Linked DNA regions of Homo sapiens: region 1 is linked to region 2. A link is a loop called in an ENCODE intact Hi-C map of the cell type or tissue named here. Cell type or tissue: B cell. All regions are shown on one strand. Each heading gives the region's core, and the rest is flanking DNA. Links, peaks and the distances in the headings are about the cores only.

Evidence for each region. Peaks named below come from ENCODE experiments on the same cell type or tissue, not always from the same donor. Only the 100,000 strongest peaks of a DNase experiment are listed, where the experiment ranks them.
Region 1: it touches region 2 in a loop (1.8-fold over the local background); 5 of 110 quality-filtered maps call a loop at or near these places.

What each region holds. Positions count from the first base shown.
Region 1 is chr5:171,962,807-171,973,878 of GRCh38, forward strand. All of the region lies in intron 1 of FBXW11 (F-box and WD repeat domain containing 11), which reads right to left. Among named protein-coding and RNA genes, the nearest start is that of FBXW11, 38 kb to the right of the region's middle. RefSeq lists enhancers at 2,959-3,253, 3,232-3,281. In B cell, for the core only: no CTCF peak of the experiment used is centred there; DNase peaks (open chromatin) are centred at 3,145, 5,945 and 6,445; H3K27ac peaks cover 7,168 bases.
Region 2 is chr5:171,906,051-171,917,122 of GRCh38, forward strand. FBXW11 (F-box and WD repeat domain containing 11) reads right to left here. Exons shown (of 14, transcript NM_001378974.1): 3 at 8,293-8,355; 4 at 4,522-4,747. Among named protein-coding and RNA genes, the nearest start is that of FBXW11, 95 kb to the right of the region's middle. In B cell, for the core only: CTCF peaks have their summits at 1,896 (motif pointing left), 2,100, 6,286 (motif pointing right) and 6,491; DNase peaks (open chromatin) are centred at 1,861 and 6,291; H3K27ac peaks cover 2,085 bases.

The sequences.
Region 1 (11,072 bases), core at 1,148-9,147, 57 kb after region 2:
TAGATGGGATTGTTTTGAATCTCCTGCCCTGATTCCTTCTCAAAGAAGCAGTTCTTTTAAAATTTCCCCAAAGAGGTATTTTATGTTAATCATCTCTCTAATGTTATAACCTCTGATTTAGAAATCTGCCTTATTATAGGTTTTCTATAACTCCCCCCACCACCAATCTTTTTATTTAATCCACTTCCCACAGAATCATTACCAGCTTCTTCTCACTCCTGTCATCATGATTGAAGTAATCAAGTTGAGTGGCTGTTCCATTAACCAAAAAACTTATCTGAACTTATATCTATCTGCACATAGTAAAGCAATTAAGACATTCTCTTTATTCTCCAGGAGCTCACAGAAGGCAATCTTAAACTTATAATGTAAATACACATACACACACACACACACACACATATATATATACATACACACACAAATATGAACTTAACCCACCCAAAGGAAGAGGATGCCTGAACTAATTCATAAAGGGTAAGTAGGAGGCAGCCAGGGGAAAAAGAGAAAGACATTCCAAGAAGAATACATAGCATAAGCAAAGCCAAAGAGGTAAAAAATGAAACATCCTATGCAAGTATCTGCAATTAATTTAGCATTAAAATACTTAAGTGTGAGATGAGAAAGGCTTAATTAGAGAGACAGGGAGGGACCAGAGGTCTCTCTATCAAACTTGTGACTTAATCCCGTAGAACAACAGGTCTTAAACTCTGTGCTACAGCCCATCAGTAGTTGGCCCAATGCTTCTCAGCTGTGTCATCCAATTTTACATCAATGTGAATGACTTTTTTTTCTGCAACTCAGCAGATACACAGTTTGTACAATATCTGTCAGAGAGGAATAGAAACAGATCATGCAACACAGAGATGGAGGTGGAGGTGGACAGGGGATGGAGGTTTTTAGATTAAGAGGTAAGGGGTGAAGCATAACATCAAGCCAAAGCCAAGCCAAATCAAGCCAGCAACAAAGAAATATCCCATGTTTTCTAGAACTCGTGGAGAATATTTGCCGCAAACGATAAAAGAAGTCTGCTCAACAGTAACCCAATGACAAAGAGTGTAAGCAGATAGTACAAAAACCAAGGATGTTTTTATAGATATTATATTACGGATTTTGTTAAAGACCAGAGTGTTCTGAATGTGTTAAATTCCTTTAAGTGAGACATCCAAAATTTTAATATTCAAATCACTGCTACAGACAATGATGAGACAGCTATTAAACTGTTTTAAGCAAAGGAATGACCCTTGGCAGCTGCAGCCAAGCATGATTTGCAGAGAAATAAGGATAAGTCTCTTCGAGAATCTATAAGATAGCAGCTCATTTTTGTTTTACAAACAATGCAATTTCTTTCAGATGGGCTACAAAGAGTAGACACAAGAACCAGCACTTACCAACTTTCATACTCAGTCTAGGTCCTTTTTTCTCCCCCCACAAAACTTCCACCAGGCCCTACTGATAGAATATCAAACAAAGAGTGCCATGATAATGATGAAGAAGAGAAATAAAAGATCAATTTCATGGGGTAACCATTTGGCAGTAATGCCCTTTCCACTGGGAATCTCTAGCCATGAGTGAGGACTGGGTCTTGATGAATCAGACAATAGGTGGGCTCAAGGGGAGTACATAACTCCAGCTCTCTAAACCTAGACTTGACAGCTAGAGTCCCCATTCAGTTTCTGCTGAAGACTGCCAAATAAACTAAGCATTAAAGTTAACCCAACTTAGGAATTATCCTATTGTGTCTCATCTCTCAGCCTGTTGCTTTTCAAGAAGCAGCAGTGTTTGTAATTAAAGTAAGGACAAAGCATTCAGAAGAGTCTTCTAAAATTCAGAACCTAGGCTTCCACTATTAATGTCTGATGGCAACCTATAAGAAAGAGCACTCTCACCACCATAAATGCATTGTTTTTAAAACCAAGAATCACAATGTAGCAATCAGGTTGTTAAATAAAAGTTAATTCACGGTTTAAGGCATTTTCTATAACCTTTTATAGAACTGAATATTGGCCCATTACCCTAATGTGCAAAATACTTTCTTTTCCTTATAATGGCATTTTATTATAACAGAATTTGATAGTAAACATGTGACATGTAACCAAAAAGTTTACATTTTAATTCTTAGCAACTGTATTCTAGAATTATGTTCTTGTCATAATATTATATCACAGGGTATATTCAGGCTGGGATATATGTTAAGGGAAGAAAAGGGGATGCAGAGAAGTAGGCAGGAAGGGGAGAAAAAAAATAAGGATGAGAAGAATGAGGAAAACCAAAATTTACTATCTGCCAAGTTTTTAGATTCAAGAACAGCCCAAAAGTAGTGGAATCAGGACTCAAAGTCAGAGGCCAAACTTTGCTTAAACACCACTATAATTTTTTTAATTAATGTCCAAACAATTTTCATCTTGAATTATTCTAAGGTAAGATATTAGAACCCATCCAGGCAAGATGGCTCATGCCTATAATCCCAGCACTGTGGGAGGCCAAGGCAGGAGATTACTTGATGTCAGGAGTTTGAGACCAGCCTGGCCAACATAGTGAAAGCCTGTCTCTACTAAAAATTACAAAAAATTAGCCAGGCAGGTGGCACGCACCTATGATCCCAGCTACTCAGGAGGCTGAGGCACGAGAATTGCTTGAACCCAGGAGGCAGAGGTTACAGGGAGCTGAGATCATGCCATTGTACTCCAGCCTGGGCAACAGAGTGAGACTCTTGTCTTTAAAAATAAAAAAAAAAAAAAAAAGATATCAGTACCCAAAAGCATTAAAACTAAAATGGATCTTCACTGTAATCTCTCTGGTAGAGAGATGAAGGGTAATGTTCTTTTCAAATTTTTATTCATCCATATTTTCCGATTTTTCTCCAATGACCACCTAGTACTCATATTAATACCTTAATAATACCAAGTATAATTTTAAGTGATGACTTATTTTGTTTAATTATAAAGAGTAACTTGACAATTTTTTTTTAATGGGGCAGTTCACAACATATTCATGTAGTTTGGCTCTGTGTCCCCACCCAAATCATATCTCGAATTGTAATCCCCACGTGTCAGGGGAGGGGCCTGGTAGGAGGTGGTTGACTCATGGGGGTAGACGTCCCCCTTGCTGTTCTCGCGATAGTGAGTTCTCACAGAATCTCATTGTTTGAACATGTGTGGAACTTCCCCCTTCTCACCCTCTCTCCTGCATCAGCGTGGTAAGACATGCTTGTTTCCCCTTTGCCTTCAGCCATGATTGTAAGTTTCCTAAGGCCTCCCAATCATGCTTCCTGTTAAGCCTGCAGAACTGTGAGTCAATTAAACCTCTTCTTTATGAATTACCCAGTCTCAGATAGTTCTTTACAGCAGTATGAGAACGGACTAATACACAATTTAAATAAAAACATATTCTTTTACCAGGAATTAATTTTGAGTCCATCTTAAACATCCACAGTTTAAAATGTGTTTAAATGCTCAGTGCTAGAAAAATATTTCACCTAGTGGCCCTTGGAAACATCAAAATCATAATGGTTTATTCCTGAGGAAATCCAAAGGAAAAAAAAAATCATCCTTGTCCACTTTACAACTACCACCCATGATTCAAAAATGTCACCAAGTTTTTCAGAGCTCTTACAGAAGCTGGAGGAGGAAAGAATTAGATGTTTGAGGTGGGAAGTGGAATCTCTATTCTAAGCAGCATGACAGAGAACAGGATGTAACAAAATAATCTATTTCCGGCATAGCCACATGGATCCTCAGTTGTACTAGGACCAGCGTGAGGTTCAGCTGCCAAGGGGGAACAGAATCCCCCAGCAAGCTCAAGGTTAAATCAGTCTGAACCCAATCCCAATGAGGTTTTTCCAAGATCCATAAATCCTGAGCCTGGAGATAATTTAACACCTAAGTACATCTGGGCCTTTGTTGGTTAGCAGCTGTGGTCCAACTAGGAAAGTTGTTCAGGACTAGGGCGAGACCTCTCAACCCTAAGTTTAATCTTTTTCAATAAAAATGTTAAATGACATGAAAATTAACAAAGAAGGATAAATTGGGAGGGGGTACAAAGTGAGTACCCTATGGCTATACCGTACTCATTAACTCTCATACCACCTCTGGCCAAACAAGCAGCTGAGTTTTACAGACAAGAAAAACTAAGGACCACAGACATCAAATCACTTGCCAGAGGTCAAGAATGGCAAAACTGCATTCTATCTGACTCTAAAATCCCTGCTTTCTTCCCTTATCTATAATTGCCCGTCACTTCCTTTACCTGACATTAAACTCCGTAGAGCAGCAAGTTTCCCTGATTTATTTTCAAATTTTATCTACCTGTCACTCATCTATATTGCTGATTGATACAATCTCTGGTATGCAACTCTGCAATACATAGTCAAGACTTGAAACTCATGCACATCATTTGACTCAGCAATTTCACATGTAAGAAATTTTATCAAGGAGACAAAATAAAGAAATGTCCAAAAATATAGCCAAGAAGATGTCATTCACATCACTGTTCATAATAGCAAAGGGAAAATGCTAACCAAAGGGACAGGTTCCACAGATTAGGGATTACCCATAAGACAAACTATTGTGTTTCTGCTAAATAGAAATCATGCTATACGAATATATTTACAGACACTAAAGGAAGTTTAATGCATAGAAAGAAAGTTACAATACACGGAAAGAATTCAAGAAACACTAAGTGAATAAAGGCAACAAACCAGGACTTACATTATGATCCCATGTTCATTTAATAAATATAATATATACATAGGCCGGGCATGGTGGCTCATGCCTGTAATCCCAGCACTTTGGGAGGCCGAGGCAGGCGGATCACCTGAGGTTGGGAGTTCCAGACTAGCCTGACCAACATGGAAAAACCCCGTCTCTACTAAAAATACAAAATTAGCTGGGTGTAGTGGGGTACGCCTGAAGTCCCAGCTACTCAGGAGGTTGAGGCAGGAGAATCGCTTGAACCCGGGAGGCGGAGGTTGCTGTGAGCCAAGATCACGCCACTGCACTCTAGCCTGGGCAACAAGAGCGAGACTCTGTCTCAAAAAAAAAAAAATGCATATATATATATATATATATATATATATACACACACACACACACACACACACACACACACACACATATAAATCTGGAATTAAACACAGGTGATTTTTATTTTATTCTTTTGGGCTGCCATATTTTTTCAGATGAGGCCATACAATTGACAGCTCAAACTTCTCCATTCCCTCTCCTCTGAGCCACCTCTAAACAGAATATTGGCATTTCCACAGTTACTTAGGGATCTTATCATAGCAACTTGCCCCCTGACTGTAGTAGACCATTCTCCTAATGAAGGTGGAGAGCAGGTAGGGTTAGGACAGCTATAAGAATTTGGTTGCCGGGCGCAGTGGCTCACGCCTGTAATCCCAGCACTTTGGGAGGCCGAGGTGGGCGGATCACGAGGTCAGGAGATCGAGACCATCCCGGCTAACACGGTGAAACCCCTCGTCTCTACTAAAAATACAAAAAATTAGCCGGGCACAGTGGCAGGCACCTGCAGTCCCAGCTACACGGGAGGCTGAGGCAGGAGAATGGTGCGAACCCGGGAGGCGGAGCTTGCAGTGAGCGGAGATCAGCCATTGCACTCCAGCCTGGGCGAAAGAGCCAGACTCTGTCTCAAAAAAAAAAAAAAAGAATTTGGTTGCACTTTGAGGTAACAAAGACACTCTCCTCCATTCATTTCAATGCTTCTGGCTTCTAGATAGCTAACAGATGATCTCCAGTCAGAAAACTCCTAAGTATCTTCTAAGTTACTACTTCTAAATATGTGACAGTATATAGTCCATACCGCATGACATCTGAGAGGTCTTCCAGGTGACAAAACTAAAACCCCAATTTGTTTTTTAGACATTTTCTAGGAACTGAGAGACATCTGCTCTCATTTATACTAGTGCCCCTGTCCCCACCCTCAGTTAATCCAACTTCCCCTTCCCTAACATCTAAGACACTAGTGCTGGCTGCATCGCTTCCTGCTCCTTCTACCCACCATCATGAGTCAAAAGACTTTAATCAGAGAATTTCTGGAAATATGTGCACAACGAGATCCTGATTGTCCTCTAATATACCAAGCCAAAATCCTTACCCTACTTTCATTTAACAGAGGGCAAAGTTGACTACGTTTTTAAAAGAACATTAGAACACACGGAAGGGGCCGGGCGTGGTGGCTCATGCCTGTAATCCTAGCACTCTGGGAGGCCGAGGCAGATGGATCACGAGGTCAGGAGTTTGAGACCAGCCTGGCCAACATGGTGAAACCCTGTCTCTACTAAAAAAACAAAAATTAGCCAGGCGTGGTGGCACATGCCTGTAACCCCAGGTGCTCAGGAGTCTGAGCCAGAAGAATCATGTGAACCCAGGAGGCAGAGGTTGCAGTAAGCTGAGATCACGCCACCGCGCTCTAGCCTGGGCAACATAGCGAGACTCTGTCCCCCATCACCCCCCAAAAAAAAGAATGTATGGAAGGGAAAACTTTTTCTCCTGATGTAATGAACATTCTCATTTTTTTCTAAGAAGAGATACCACTTTCTGGAAGATGACCTGAGAAATGTATCTTCTCTCAATAAAGGTTTGACCCAATTATAGTCAGACTACATCATATTTCTATTTTATCTTTTTCATTTTAAACTGCTTAGTCATTTAAAAAAGTTTACTAAACATCAAGTATACTAAATGCTTTGATAGACAAAAATTCTCAAAACTATATATTCTGGTATTAAAAATTATTTCTGCAAATAAAGCCATATTGCTTAAATTATTTCCTGGTTTGCTAAACGGAAAAAGATGGCTAAATTCCTAAAGTATGAAACATTTTAAATAAATGCAGTTCCACTGCCTTCAAGAGTATTAAAACTTAACTAGCAGCTTTTTTTGTTTTTGTTTTTCAGACAAAATTGCGCTCTGTCACCCAGGCTGGAGTACACTGGCATGATTTCGGCTCACTGCAACCTCTGCCTCCCAGGTTCAAGTGATTCTCATGCCTCAGCCTCCCGAGTAGAGCTGGGATTACAGGTGTGCACCACCACACCCAGCTAATTTTTTCTATTTTCAGTAGAGACGGGGTTTCACTGTGTTGGCCAGGCTGGTCTCAAACTCCTGGCCTCCAGTGATCTGCCCACCTCAGCCTCCCAAAGTGCTGGTATTACAGGAATGAGCAACCACGCCTGGCTTAATTAGTGGTATTTTTAACATCTTTTGTAGACTTAACACTTCCAAAGACTTTGAAAGTCCATCTAACATGCTACTTGTCTCATTGAGAGCTCTGAAAAAGTACCTGCAGAATAAAAGTTGGCCCTGTTAAAAAATCTTTTGAATTCTGCTATGTTTTGGCTTCATGTCCCCACCCAAATCTCATCTCCCATTGTAATCCCTCGAAGGAGGGACTTGGTGGGAGGTGACTGGATCATGGAGGCAGTCTCCCCCATTCTGTTCTTGGTATAGTGAGTGAGTTCTCAGGAGATCTGATGGTTTTATGAGTGTTTGACAGTTCCTCCTCTCTCACCTGCCACCATGTAAGACATGCCTGCTTCCCCTTCCACCATGCTTCTAAGTTTCCTGAGGCCTCCCAGCCATGCAGAACTGTGAGCCAATTAAACCTCTTTTCTTAATATTTATAAACCACCCAGTCTCGGGTAGCTCTTTATGCAGTATGAGAACAAACTAATACAAATTCAAACCTTACATCATTTAAACAAGCCCTCTACTATTTTATAAACACTACTCATTTCTTGAATACATACAACATTTATTTTCAAAGACTTAACAGGCCCCTACACCAAATAAATACATGTTCCAAGTTAGTAGTGTTTTAATTTTATATACATACGCCCACACAGAGATTTGGAAAACAATGGTAATAAAAATTTTGCTTCTTTAGCTAAGAACAGCATGAAAAGCGAGTTGTCAAAGATAATAAAGTGGCACATTTTATCATCCCTTAATTTTACAGTAAAGTTTACACTTGCTCTTCTTCATATAGTTCATTGTTCTTATATCCTAAGCTGACCTTGGTTTCAAATAAAAATAAAATGTGTGCCTTACAGTCCACTGGGCTCTAAGAAATTAATTTGTCTTTCAGGCAGGGGCTAGGACAGCCTTAGAGTAAGGGACTCCTGCTGCTTGCTGCACAGCAAGGATGTCTTTGATTCCCTTCACATTGTTTGAATCCTGCAGGCAACTGGAAAAGGGGAGTTCTCACGACTTGAAGCAAGGAATTTCGCTAAATGCTGGAGCTGAAAGGGACCTTACAGACTTTATAGACCATTTTGTCCATGTTCTTAAAATATTTTTCTAGTCTAGTTCCTCTAAATCTCTCACACTGTGCTGTCAGTACACACCACTTGAAAGCACCCAGTCTTAACAGCAGATAGTTATGGCTTAACACCTGCAACAATAAAGTCAATCTATAGGTTTACAGATGCTTTTTGCATGTGTACACATGAATATGGACAGAAAACAACACTCTGGAACTTCTCACAAAGGAATATATTTATCATCTAAGGTTACAAAAGTCTTATAAACTACTGCAGAAACAGAGTACTACTATTACAAGCAGAGTCTCATCTGTGCCCCTCCTTTAAGACCCTTTTTCCATGCGTTGTATGTAACTTTACCCCTGACTTCATCTTTTTGTCCTATTTTTCCTTTCATCTTCATTTTCCCACTTATTTTGTTTTTAATCTTCCTACACTGTATATGTCACTGTAATCACTCAAATCCTTTTTCTGAAATAAACTAAGGTTTCTGTATATGTTACCAGCAGCAAAAGTCATTACGTTTTTGCAGGCAGTGAGGAGGAAAAAAAAAAATTTATTACATTTTTGAACTGAGAAAAAGGGAAAAGTTGAAAATTAACAACTATAGGGAGGCTGGGCATGGTGGCTCACACCTGTAATCCCAACACTTTGGCAGGCCAAGGAGGGTGGACTGCTTGAGCACAGGAGTTCAACACCAGCTTGGGCAACACAGTGAAACCTTATCTCTACAAAAGATACAAAAAATTAGCTGGGCCTGGTGGTGTACAACTGTAGCACCAGCTACTCAGAAGGCTGAGGTGGGAAAATCACCTGAGCCTGGGAAGTCGAGGCTGCAGTGAGCCGAGATTGTGTTATTGCATTCCAGCCTGGACAGCTCACACCTGTAATCCCAGAATTTTGGGAGGCTGACACAGGAGAATTGCTTGAGCCCAGGAGTTTGAGACCAGCCTGGGCAACACGGTGAAACCCTGTCTCTACAAAAGATACAAAAATTTAGCTGGGCGTGGTGGTGTACACCTGTAGCACAGCTACTCTGAAGGCTGAGGTGGGAAAATCACATGAGCCTGGGAAGTCGAGGCTGCAGTTAGCCGAAACTGTTACTGCATTCCAGTCTGGACAGCTCACACCTGTAATCCCAGAATTTGGGGAGGCTGAGGCAGGAGAATTGCTTGAGCCCAGGAGTTTGAGACCAGCCTGGTCAACACAATGAGACCTCGTCTCTACAAAAATAAATAAATAAATAAATAAATAAATAAATAAATAAGCCGGGTGTGGTGGCGCACACCTCTGGTCCCAGCTACTAGGGAAGCTGAAGTAGGAGGATCGCTTGAGCCCCGGAGGTCAAGGCTACAGTGAGCCAAGATCATGCCACTGCACTCCACCCTGGGCAACAGAGTGAGACTCTGTCTCATAAAAAAAAAAAAAAAAAAAAAAAAAAGTTAAAACTATAGGACTAAAACTTTTTTTTTTTTGAGACAGAGCCTCACTCTGTCACCCAGGCTGGAGTGCAATGACGCGATCTTGGCTCACTGCAACCTCCGCTTCCTGGCTTCAAGTGATTCTCCTGCCTCAGCCTCCCAAGTAGCTGGGATTACAGGCGCCCACCACCACACCTAGCTAATTTTTGTATTTTTAGTAGAGATGGGGTTTCCCCATGTTGGCCAGGCTGGTCTTGAACTCCTGACCTCAGGTGATCCACCCACCTCGGCCTCCCAAAGTGCTGGGATTACAGGCGTGAGCCACCGTGCCTGGCCAGGACTAAAACTTTAATACCAGTTGTTAGTGCCATGAAATGTGTCATCATTGACTTTGGCAAACTAACAACCACCTGTGGACATTCCAGCAGCCAGGTTATTGCTTCACCATCTATCATAAATAAACTGTGTAGGCTTTAACTCAGAAGAACGCATATGCACAGAAGTACTGTGCTTTCAAGGACCACTTACTTGGAAAGAATACAGAATATCACAAAAGAGAGAGTACTGTGGCACAGTGGAAAGATCACAGGTTTGTTTTGGGTTTTATTTCATTCTGTTTTTTAATTGAGGCAAAAACACACTGAACTTGAATCTAACCAGCCTCTGATCTAGCTAAAATTTATAAGAAATACAAAGAGGAACAAAATATGTAGACCAAATGAGAACATAATCTGCAACACCCAGAAAGTGGGAAGTTATACAGAACAAATAAGCAACCTAGCTTCTTCAATAAATAAATGGCAAGGAAAAAAAGATGGGAGAGGCGATTTTTATAGATTCAAAGAGATATAAGAAACTATTCACTATAAGCAATCTGTGACCTAAGTCTGGATCCTGAATTCAAAAGACAAGCTAATGCAATAATTTGAGGAAAGCTAAAGACAAATTCCAATAGAGGGCATCCTACAATGTACCTGAGTGGTACTCCTCAAAACAGTCAAGGTCATAAAAAAAGAGGACAGTCTGAGAAACCATAACAGCCAAGAGCAGCTTAAGGACACACAACAGCAAAGTGTAAGGATGGTATCCTGGATGAGATCATAGACCAGAAAAAGGACATTAAGTAAAAACTAAGGAAATCTGAATAAATCTTGGACTTTAGTTAATAATAATGCATCAATACTGGTTCATTGATTGTAACAATGTATCACACTAACATAAATGCTAATCATAATGAAAACTGGGGAGTGTTGGGGAGGTAAGGGGGATTGAGAATTCTGTACAACCTACTCAATTTTTCTGTAAGTTTCTGTAAATCTAAAACTGTTCTAAAAATAGACTATTAATTTAAAATATATTTATGAAACAGG
Region 2 (11,072 bases), core at 1,290-9,289:
TTCAAAGCTCAATATGTAAATAACACTGTATCAAAACTCAAATGTCAATTAAATGCCCTTGACTACAACCAGTTTTAACACAGCTGCTTAGATCATACAATTACAGAAACTTTTATTATTTTAGAAATGCATTTCAAAGAGCAGCTGCAAAGAAACTTCCTTTCCCACCCACCCGTGTTATCCCTTCCCCCTCCCTAGTCACAAATCTAGTTGTAAAATCTGAAGTTCTAAACGTTTTAAAAGAAAACAATGCAATTGCTAACAGCAACAGTCCCTCAACGGATGCCTTTCACTTGGAAAACACCAACCTAAGGTTTCAGACAGAAATGAAGTGAAAAGAAGCTCAGGTCACAAAGTCTAACATCTTTTTTCCATAAAACACCCAGGAAACAAAACAACAAAGTGACAGACACCTATATGATGTCAGAATGAATCAATTCGGGAATCAGTGGGTGAATAATTAAAATTTCCTACCAATAAATCTTACTACCTCTGGAGAAGCAGGTGTTTCCTGCCTCTCTGGGCTTTTTCTTAAGCTGCCATCCTCAGAGTACCCAATAGATGCCAGGCATATTATAACATATTATCATTAATCCTCACACAATACCCATAAAGTATTACTATTATTCCCACACAGAGGAGGAAACTGAGGCTCCAGAAAGTGGGACCACACAGCTGTAAAGTGTAAGGGCTAGGATTCAAACCAAGGGCCTGTGTGACTCCAGCACCCATGCTTTTTCCTGTCACGCTGCTCTGGCCGTGTACCCATCCTAAAGCCTTATCTACGCTCTGTTTCTTCCACATCTCCTGGGACTTTTAATCTAATCTCTGTCACATTTATGGTCCATAATGGCTTATCATCCTTTCTTGGGGATAAGACAATTGAATAAACCAGGGCCAGACAGCCAAGTGTTTCAAAACTCTTAATTGCTTAGACACCTCAACAAACCGATCACCAATGCTTATCATCCTTTTTGAAGTACAATCTGTCCCTACTTTACATGGTATGAATTTTCCCATTAACAACAGTTCTTACAAACCGCAAACTCAGCCTGCAGAAATTGACATTGCAGACTAAACATTTACTATGATTTTTAGAAAGGCATATCATAATTATCACTTTTTCCACTGAGCCAAAAGGAGCCAGAGACCACAAACATTTTCCATTTTCCCTATACTGACAGGTATGATATTCACAGCAAGCATTTAAAAGCTATAATTATAATTTTTACAGAATTAATGGTTTTCACAATCAAATGAAGTCGTAAGTTGACTGTCAATTTCAATAGTGTAAAAACCTCAAACTCAAGATGATGTACAGTAAAAATGAAACACCAAACTAGTATAATGATTCATAAGTTGCTCCACACATTATTAAATCTAAGTATGAACATGGACACAGACCTGTTTCTCCTGTGATGCTCTTAAAGCAGAGTCTGTGTTAAGGAACTAATGCCATGTTTAATCTAGGTCTACTAGATACTAACTAACACAATCAACTTGGCCAGCTCGTCCTCAGCTATTAGATTCATATGTATGATATACACTGACATATGTATATATGTTCAGATCAAGTCCTGTTAAAACAAATAGCATTTTAACTAAAGTATTTCCATGTCCCAGCCAATGGTCCATTCATTTCATGTAATATTCAATACCACAAAATTCCACTTTAACAGAGATATGGACAATGCCTTAACATTCGCTGTAATGAAAACTGAATTGTATGCAATTATACTAACCATATTTATATACATAACACATGTTCATCTGTTCTGCTTCTTCTCCAAGGCTGTATACTCCCTAAGAGATGGGGTTGCCTCTGAACTATACTCTGAAAAATCAAGAGAACTTCAACAGTGCCACCTTGTGGCTACTCTGCAAATACAAGGTGAGTTCCCTGGCCCTCTAAAACGTTTGAGAAGCAAATTACAGGGAAGAAAATAAAACCAAAACGGTGGAAAACAAACAATAAATTGAATTGCTTGAGAAAAATGAAGGCATCCTCTCATCAGTTAAAATCACTTATGAGGGACAAATACAATCACCAACTTAAAAAAAGACTCTGTCTTTTCTTGGTGTGAGATGCAGTCTGATTCTATAGGTTTCTGGGTTTGAGTTCTGCACATACAGAGAAGCTGCATCATATGTACATGCCTCATCTTACTTCCATTCACCTGTAATTCTCTCTCACGCAATCAAAAGCATGTCTCCATCTCCCCCTCCCTGGATCCCTCCCTCATAATTAAAAGTGAGAATTATTGAACTGAGTTGTAATCCTTACATTCAGTACTTGGGGCCAATTTAAGGAATTTTCCTTAGCCGTTGTACTAATTTTTGAACCAACCCCTACCATCATTCACATCACCACCACTATAATCAAGATGTGTGATTCTGGGCATCTCACCCAATTAACTTCTCCTTGGCTTCCTAATCTACACAATGAAAAACAGGACTAAGTGATGGCTAAGATCCCCTTCAGCAATTAAATAGTATGATTCTAGAAAGAGAGGATTTACGTTTTGCTTTCCTAGAGATTCTAATGGAAGAAATGAGCAAGTCATGCTAGATTTCAGCATAAAAAGAACGGCAGTGTCAAATTTTTCTAAGCTAACTCTCAAATATCCTTAAAACTCCCATTGTAGAAGGTAAACTTACACGTTTTGGAAGAGAGATTAGAAATCAGAAGCTGGTTTGTCAATTTGCAGCCTCAGGTTTCAGGCCTGAGGCCTGAGCCTGGGTCTTGTTTGCTGTGGAAGTACTTAGAACATGAGTCTTGTTTGCTGTGGAAGTACTTAGAACACGGAGTCCTGATGTTCTATAAATCACAGATAGGCTAAGGGAGGAGCTACTCTTTAAGAAGCTATCCTGTAGCTCTGACAAGGGCTAGGGTTGTGGTAATGGTACTGGCTCATCCCTGGCTACTTCTAGGCTTATTTTGACATGGCAATTTTAACCACACACTACACTGGCCACATCAGAGGAAAACATTCTGGCCAGCATTCTCTATAGGAGTGAAATCTCTATATCTTACCTAGCCAAATTTAAATTGAGAATTTTTTAAAAAACAATATAGAAACAGAAAAAAATTCATGATTAATCATATTCAAAGGGGAGTTCAGCACAGTGGTGCATGCCTGTAGTACCAGCTACTCAGGAGGCTGAGGTAGGAGTATCACTTGAGCCCAGGAGCTCAAGGCCAGCCTGGCCCACACAGCAAGATGCCACCTCGTTGAGAAAAACAAAAAGGTGGTACAGAACACAGCAAATTTTAAATTATTTTTTAAAAATCAAAGGGAAATAAATAGGTGGAGCACAGTGAAACCATTCTGTAGGAGACTCTTAAGGCAGATATATGTCATTAGACATTTGACCAAACCCACAAAATGAATAACAGCAAGAGTAAACCCTAATGTAACCTATGAATTTGGGGTAATAATGATGTGTCAGCTTAGGTTCATGAATTGTAACAAATGTACTGCTCTGCTGTGCAATGCTGATAGTGGGGCAGGCTGAGGGAACGGGTTATGTGAATATGGGAATTCTCTGCATTTTCCCTTCAATTTTGATCTGAACCTCAAACTGCTCTAAAAATATAAAGTCTACTTTTAAAAATCAAAGTAAATTTAACCAGATGTGTGTGTGTGTGTGTGTGTGCACGTGCGCGCGTGCATGTACACACCTATGTGTGTATGAGACATATATGGGAAGACAGTAGTGAGGGAGAGGATGCAGAAACAGCTTTTGAGAAATATAATAAAGACATGCTACCAGTTTTCCCAATGTATTTTTGCCATTCCTTAAGTGCCACTTCAGATACAAATGAATGCCCTAAACTTTTGGGACACTTCCCAAACATACAAACTATGTTTGAAGGGAAAAGAGTACCAGTTTTTTTAAAATTACATACAAAGGCAAAGTGCAGACTCTAAACTACATCAAAATAAAAAGCATATCATTAACTCATTCAACAGACCAAATGAAGCAACAGTTATGACCAATAATGAACACTTTTTTTTTTTTTTTTTTTTTGAGACAGAGTCTCGCTCTTGTTACCCAGGCTGGAGTGCAGTGGTATGATCTCGGCTCACTGCAACCTCCACCTCCTGGGTTCAAGCTATCCTCCCACCTCACCCTCCTGAGTAGCTGGGATTACAGACATCTGCCACCACCCCCGGCTAATTTTTGTACTTTTAGTAAAGACAGGGTTTCACCATGTTGGCCAGGCTGGTATCAAACTTCTGACCTCAAGTGATCCACCTGCCTTAGCCTCCCAAAGTGCTGGGATTACAGCTGTTAAGCTACTGCGCCTGGCCAGGAATGAACATTATTAAAGATACTGCCTATATTTCCTAGATAGATACTAAATTATAATTCCTCGAGTTCCATATATTAAAGTATGCGTCCCAAAGAAATGCTGCCTCACACAGTACTCATTCAATCATTTCATAAATATCCACCTAGGTCCTTGGGCCGGGCATTCTTCAACTGCTCAGCTTTTGAAAAGACAAGTACAGTTACCTGGTAAAGCGGTAATAAAGTCCCGCTGCAACATGGGCTTCAGGTAAGAGTTAATATGTCCATGCTGATAATGACACATTCGTGAAATAAGATGTTCCACAAATTCCACTTGATCTGATTCAGACCACTGGTCAAAATATTTAATACACAAGTCTTTTTCTTTTTGATAGTTTCCTTCTGATGGCCTCTTTCTGGAGACGATCACAGATGATGTTCCATTACTTATCTATTTTAGAAAAACAAAAAAAAAATTAGTTTAACAAGGAAAGAAACCTAATTAATATTTCATTAGAAATATTTTTCACCCTGTGTATTTAATCTTAAAATGCCACTTTTACCCTAAAGCCAAACTCATTCCTTTACTAATTCATTCAGGAATTAAAAATGTATTCAGGGTCTGTGTCCTCAAATTAGTCACTACAGGAAATGCCAAAATTGTAGCTATTTCTAAAAGGCACCTTAAATTATCATTTTCCAATGCTTACTACAAAATGATGCTCCAAAGGTATATACTGGGTATCTCTATACACGGGATATATATGAATTATCATCTCCAAAGATAGCTAATGCTGGAGATAACCATCTTAGAGAAACTGCTCAACTTGGCAAAGTGGCAACTGATTATTAACAGTTTGTTTTACTTCCTCAAAGTTCAAAGTTAATGCTACATACATTTATGCTAATGGTTCTCAAACTTGAGCTAGCATCAGAATAACAGGAGGGATTGTTAAACACACAGATTGCTGGGTCCCACCCTAGAGGTTTCGGTTTTATTAGTCTGGAGTGGAGCCCATGAATTTCTATTTCTAACAAGTTTCCCAGCAATGCTGATGCCACCCGTCCAGAGACTACACTTTAGGGACCACATGTTGAGAACCACAGGTCTATATAACAAAGATAAGCTGTGTTGTGTTGAAACCTGAAAGCAATTCAATCCAAAAAGCTTCATTTTACCCAACAGTTTCAATCTCCTCCATACTTTCCCAGGGCTACTAATCTGGCAGAACGGTTTAGACTTTCCCATCCTTCTTTTGATTACCTTCTCAGAAAGTGACCCAAGGTAAATAAACCATGTATACCTGAAAAGCTCTGCATCTTACGTAGGTGGTTTATGGACAACTCACAGACTCTTATACTAACAATGCATTTCTCATCAAATCTTCCTACAAGTCCTTACATAAAATCAGTACATATTTTTTAAAACTGAAACTACATACACTGCATCTGGACAGTAACATTAAAAATAATCTCAATCACTAGACTCAAACCACAACTACTATGAAGTGCAGTAACCTCCCTGTCTAAAAACAAAATAACCTCAATACTTTTGTCAAACATTTGTCAAGCTATCTATTGACCACTATTCTGACAGCCTCCTCATACATAATACCAGAAAAAATAACACAAAAGATAATTCTAAGAACTGAAGAGCTGAATTACAAATACCTATTAATTCCGTTAGGAACTTATCTCAGGAGTCTTACATGGAATGAACCAAGAGCTTTCACTATCAGTATGTCCCCTAACTTAAAGTGGACTAAATCCATCCCAGAGAAAACATCCTTTATAAATATCCAAAGGAGTCTTCAGTTTTCCTTCACACAAAATCTTGTCTGAAGTTCTTATGTCCATATTTAGAGGTATGAGATGGGAAGGCATCTATCTTCCACTCAATTTATCCTAGCGCCCCACTGTCGAGGAATGTTTCTTCCCTTGTATCTTGGGTGAGGAAAAGCTCACTGACACCAGGTACCACCAGGGGGAAGCATTGAACAAGGATTTTGAAATTTTGCTTTTACTAAGACATTTGAGTCTTAACAGATCCAAAAAATAAGAGTTCAAAACAGAGATGAAAAGTCTTTGCTGTGATGAATATTGGCAAGAATAAGGGGCATCTAAGTTGCTTTAAGCATAAGAATGTCCACCACAATATAACAAGGAAAAGTTAGAAATAACTGCCCAATTACAGGCAACTATTTAAAACAAATTCTAACTCATCACCATTAAGAGCTATAATGTAAGCCACTAAAACTAGCATATAAAGTAAGATTTTGGCCAGGCATGGTGGCTCATGCCTGTAATCCCAGCACTTTGGGAGGCCAAGTTGGCTGGATCACTTAAGGTCAGGAGTTCGAGACCACTCTGGCCAACATGGTGAAACCCTGTCTCTACTAAAAATACAAAAAGAATTAGCCAGGCATAGTGGTGGGCGCCTGTAATCCCAGCTACTCAGGAGGCTGAGGCAGGAGAAATGCTTGAACCTGGGAGGCGGAGGGTGCAGTGAGCTGAGATTGCACCACTGCACTCCAGCCTGGGGTGCACAGCAAGACTGCGTCAAAAAAAAAAAAAAGTAATATTTTTATAGCAACAGAACATGCTTATGAAATAATATCAAGAAACAAAAGGCAAGATCCAGGATTTTATAAAACATTATGATCACAGTAATTCATGACAAGGGGAACACACCATGACAGAGTAAAGGATATACATCAAAATCTCAAAAGTGCCTTATCTTAAGAAAAAAAACTATGTATGCTTTCCTTCCCCCTTTATTTCTATATTTGATTCCAAATAACTTGCCAAAATAATGGTTCATAACAGGTTAAATATAATGATAACAACTTGCATTTGTGTACTGCTTTATAATTTACAAAGTACTTTCACAGCCATTAATTCATTTGATAAACAAAAGTGTTATTTTATTTACAGATAAGTTCCTAATCATCTGGCCTCCCTAGAGTGTTTGTATAACTATTAACTAGTTGACTGAAAGATAAATGAAAGAAAAACTGAAAGCTAAAGTGTGAAGAACCACTGCCAATTGAAAAATCATAGTAAATGAAGAGCATCCCACTGCAAAATAATAAACGTGGAGGGTACAAAACTCAGTCTGTACACAGTGTTAAGAAGAAAATAACAGCATGTGCACTATTCTATAGCACATTTTCAATATGCTATTTCCAGCCACGTGCTCAGCCCAGCAAGCTCTTCCTAGCATTGTTTTTCTTTGCTTCATTTCCTCTTAAATGTGTTGGATGCACTTTGTTCCTGCTAACTAATCTATCTTTTCAGTTTCAAATCAAATGAACCCAGAGAATTTATTTTTACATTATTATCTTCAGATTTAGATTTGTTTTGCTTTTAATCCTGTCTTCATGAAGGGGAAAGCCATGTGTACCAGCATGGTTGATAAACCACCAAATCGTGAAACTTTGCTTGCTCCCCAAACCCCCAACCACACACACATACACACACACACACACACACACACACACACACACACACACACACACACACACACACAACCTGGGAAATTGGGAAGAAAACTGGCAAACCTTAAACTAGAGCCAAGGGAGAAGGAGACAAGCTTAAAAGGAAAAGGCAAACCAATGGAAATGGGAGAGAAGAGTAAAGGTTGAGAGCAAAAGGAGAAAAGGTCATCCATGTATACACTGGTGTGTGGCATGGTGCCATTCTGGTGACAAAGGATGCCATCACTGTCCATCTTTGGCTTAGGCAGAGGCCACAGACAGAACATTTTAGGCTACAGCCAACTTCAGAATCTTTGTGGAAACTCCAAAATTATTTAGCATATTTGTAATGACAATTCCCTATGGAATGAAGATAAATTAGGGTGGATTCTGAAACTAGCAAAACTGCACAAAAGAAAACAAAATGCTTGGCTCTTGATTCCACTGAGGACATTAACTGAGGGAGCATCCTATCTACAGTAAGTCAGTTGCTATCTAATCTGTGCGCCGTCATTCCTACCTGCCAAAGAGTATTTTTCTTTGGGGACTCATCTTCATTTTGATCTTCCATAACTGAAGTGTTCTAGGGGGGGAAAAACAGGTTATTTGAATTATACCAAGTTTTGCAAATCCTAAATAACTACAATAAATAATTTTGAAAACCCAAACTAGAGTGTACCAATACAAACCCAAGAACTATTTGGCTTTGTGGCTAACACATGCCATTTTGGGTCAAGGGAGATGTGCTCATCTTTCATAAATCGATAAAGTTAGTGGTTAGACAAAAGCAAGCATAAAGTCATTATTTACAAAGGTTGGGTGTGCTTAGAAAAAAAGGCTAAATTGTGGGAGTAAGGCTGAGGCTCAACCTCCGTCATCACTGTTTTTGTACTTGTGACAAGAAATTCCAAAGACCCATGAGGTTTCCGATGATTGCACAAAACATTTACTAGAAGGTCTGCTATTCAGTAATGCACCCCAAGGAATCCGCAATTAGAAGTAGCAAAGCCTTGGAAGCCCCCCTGCCTTCGTCTTTCCTCCCCTGATAGCCTTGTTTTTCTGGAATGGCTTTGCAATCTCTGCTAGCAAGCATAGCGGGTGCCCCAACCTTCTCCCTGAAGAGGAGGATGCTGTTAGCCAGTAACAATCTGGCTTGCCTTGGGAATGCATTAGCTTTTGATTTTTGTGCTTACTGCACAAAGAGGTACTGTGTAATTATTCTTTCTGGTGATCCAGTCGCTCAATAGATGCCCATTAACTAGAGATTATACATGATTGGATTTTCCCTTTTGAAGCTCCCACCTAATGGCTAAATGGAAACTTAATGAGAAGGGGAAGTGGGCTAGTTGTGCTCTGAAAAGAGTAACAACTCATTTATGGATAGCAGTCTCTCTAAATTCCTTCCAAAACCTAAAATTATAAGACTGGGGTATAAAATTTAAACAACATTTGTCTCATAGTATTATTCAAAAGGATATTATAGATCTATTTAAGGTATCAGTGTTTTACAAGATCCTGTTTGTTGTCTTTAGGGAATAAGCCTCTCTCAAATTTTCCCTATTTTTCCTTTATGTTCTACAAGTCCTAAAATGTTTGGACTATTTATACAGTATTTCCAAACAATCCATTTGAAAATACCAATGTAGGTAATGATGTAAGAATCACCACTGAACACTAGCTGCTCTACAGGTCACAAAACTGGCTCTGATCAGGAATGCAGTATGATGGAGTAGGAAAGTCAAAGGCTTTGAAGCCAAAGAGAAGTTGGATTCCTGATTTGGTCACTCATTCTGTGTGTGTGTGTGTGTGTGTGTGTGTGTGTGTGTGTGAGCCTGAGCAAGTTCTTTTACCATGGGAACAAATACAAACACACAGAGTTGTTGTGGGGATGGAGACTGCCCTACACAATGCTTAGTGCATAATGGGTATTCCAAAAAACATTACTTCACTCTCCGATTTGAAGATGCTACTTTTCACTGTGGCATTATTCACAACAGCAAAGACTTGGAACCAACCCAAATGTCCATCAATGATAGACTAGATTAAGAAAATGTGGCACATACACACCACGGAATACTATGCAGCCATAAAGAAGGATGAGTTCATGTCCTTTGTAGGGACATGGATGAAGCTGGAAACCATCATTCTCAGCAAACTATCGCAAGGACAAAAAAACAAACACTGCATGTTCTCACTCATAGGTAGGAATTGAACAATGAGAACACTGGAGACACAGGAAGGGGAACATCACACACTGGGGCCTGTCGTGGGGTGGGGGGAGGTGGGGGGATAGCATTAGGAGATATACCTAATGTAAATGACGAGTTAATGGGTGGAGCATACCAACATGGCACATGTATACATATGTAACAAACCTGCACATTGTGCACATGTACCCTAGAACTTAAAGTATAATTTAAAAAAAAAATGAGAAAAAAAAAAAAAAAGATGCTACTTTTCCCCTGTGTTATCTTCTTATGCTTTTCTAATTTCAGAGATTTTGACAGGATGCTCCAGATGGCCGCCTATGGGGAAAACCTGACTTTCTCAGTAAAATCTTATAAACCCCACAGCATCAAGGTCCACAATGAGGGAGAGGGACAGGAGGGTGGGGCTCTATGTGAAAATCAACCATGAGCTAGAGAGGAAGGCAGTGTGTCCAAGAGTCCAAAACAGGACTGGAGTGGTGAAAGCAGTAAGTAATTCTGAATGGGATGAAGAACAAGGAAACAAAGGTAGTATTTATGGAGGTCTCTCCATGTAATCTTTTCATTGCTATCTTGAAGGGACCTAAGAGTTTAAAGCAAGCAGGTTTCCTCAGGGGAATAAAGAAAGGGGGAGCAGTGACTCAGTACAGCATCCCCTGAGTTTGGTAGTTACAAAGCCGTCTTGCAAGGCCACAATGTCTGGGTTCTAAGAGTGGTAAGGAGAACAAATGGCTGGAAACATGAAAGGTGGAGCACGGAAAGGAATGAGGAATTAAGTGGAAGAGAGATGGGAAGTCAGTCCCCACCCCATGTCTCCAGGTACTGCAGAGGAAACATATGAGGGATGTATATATGGTTTTGTTTTGTTTTCTGTTTTTTGTGGGGTTTTTTTGTTTTGTTTTGTTTTTTAAATACGGAGTCTTGCTCTGTCGCCAGGCTGGAGTGCAACGGTGTGATCTCAAATCACTGCAACTTCCACCTCCCGGCTTCAAGCGATTCTCCCGCCTCAGCCTCCCAAGTAGCTGGGACTACGGGCACACACCACCATGCCCAGCTAATTTTTGTATTTTTAGTAGAGACAGGGTTTCACCAT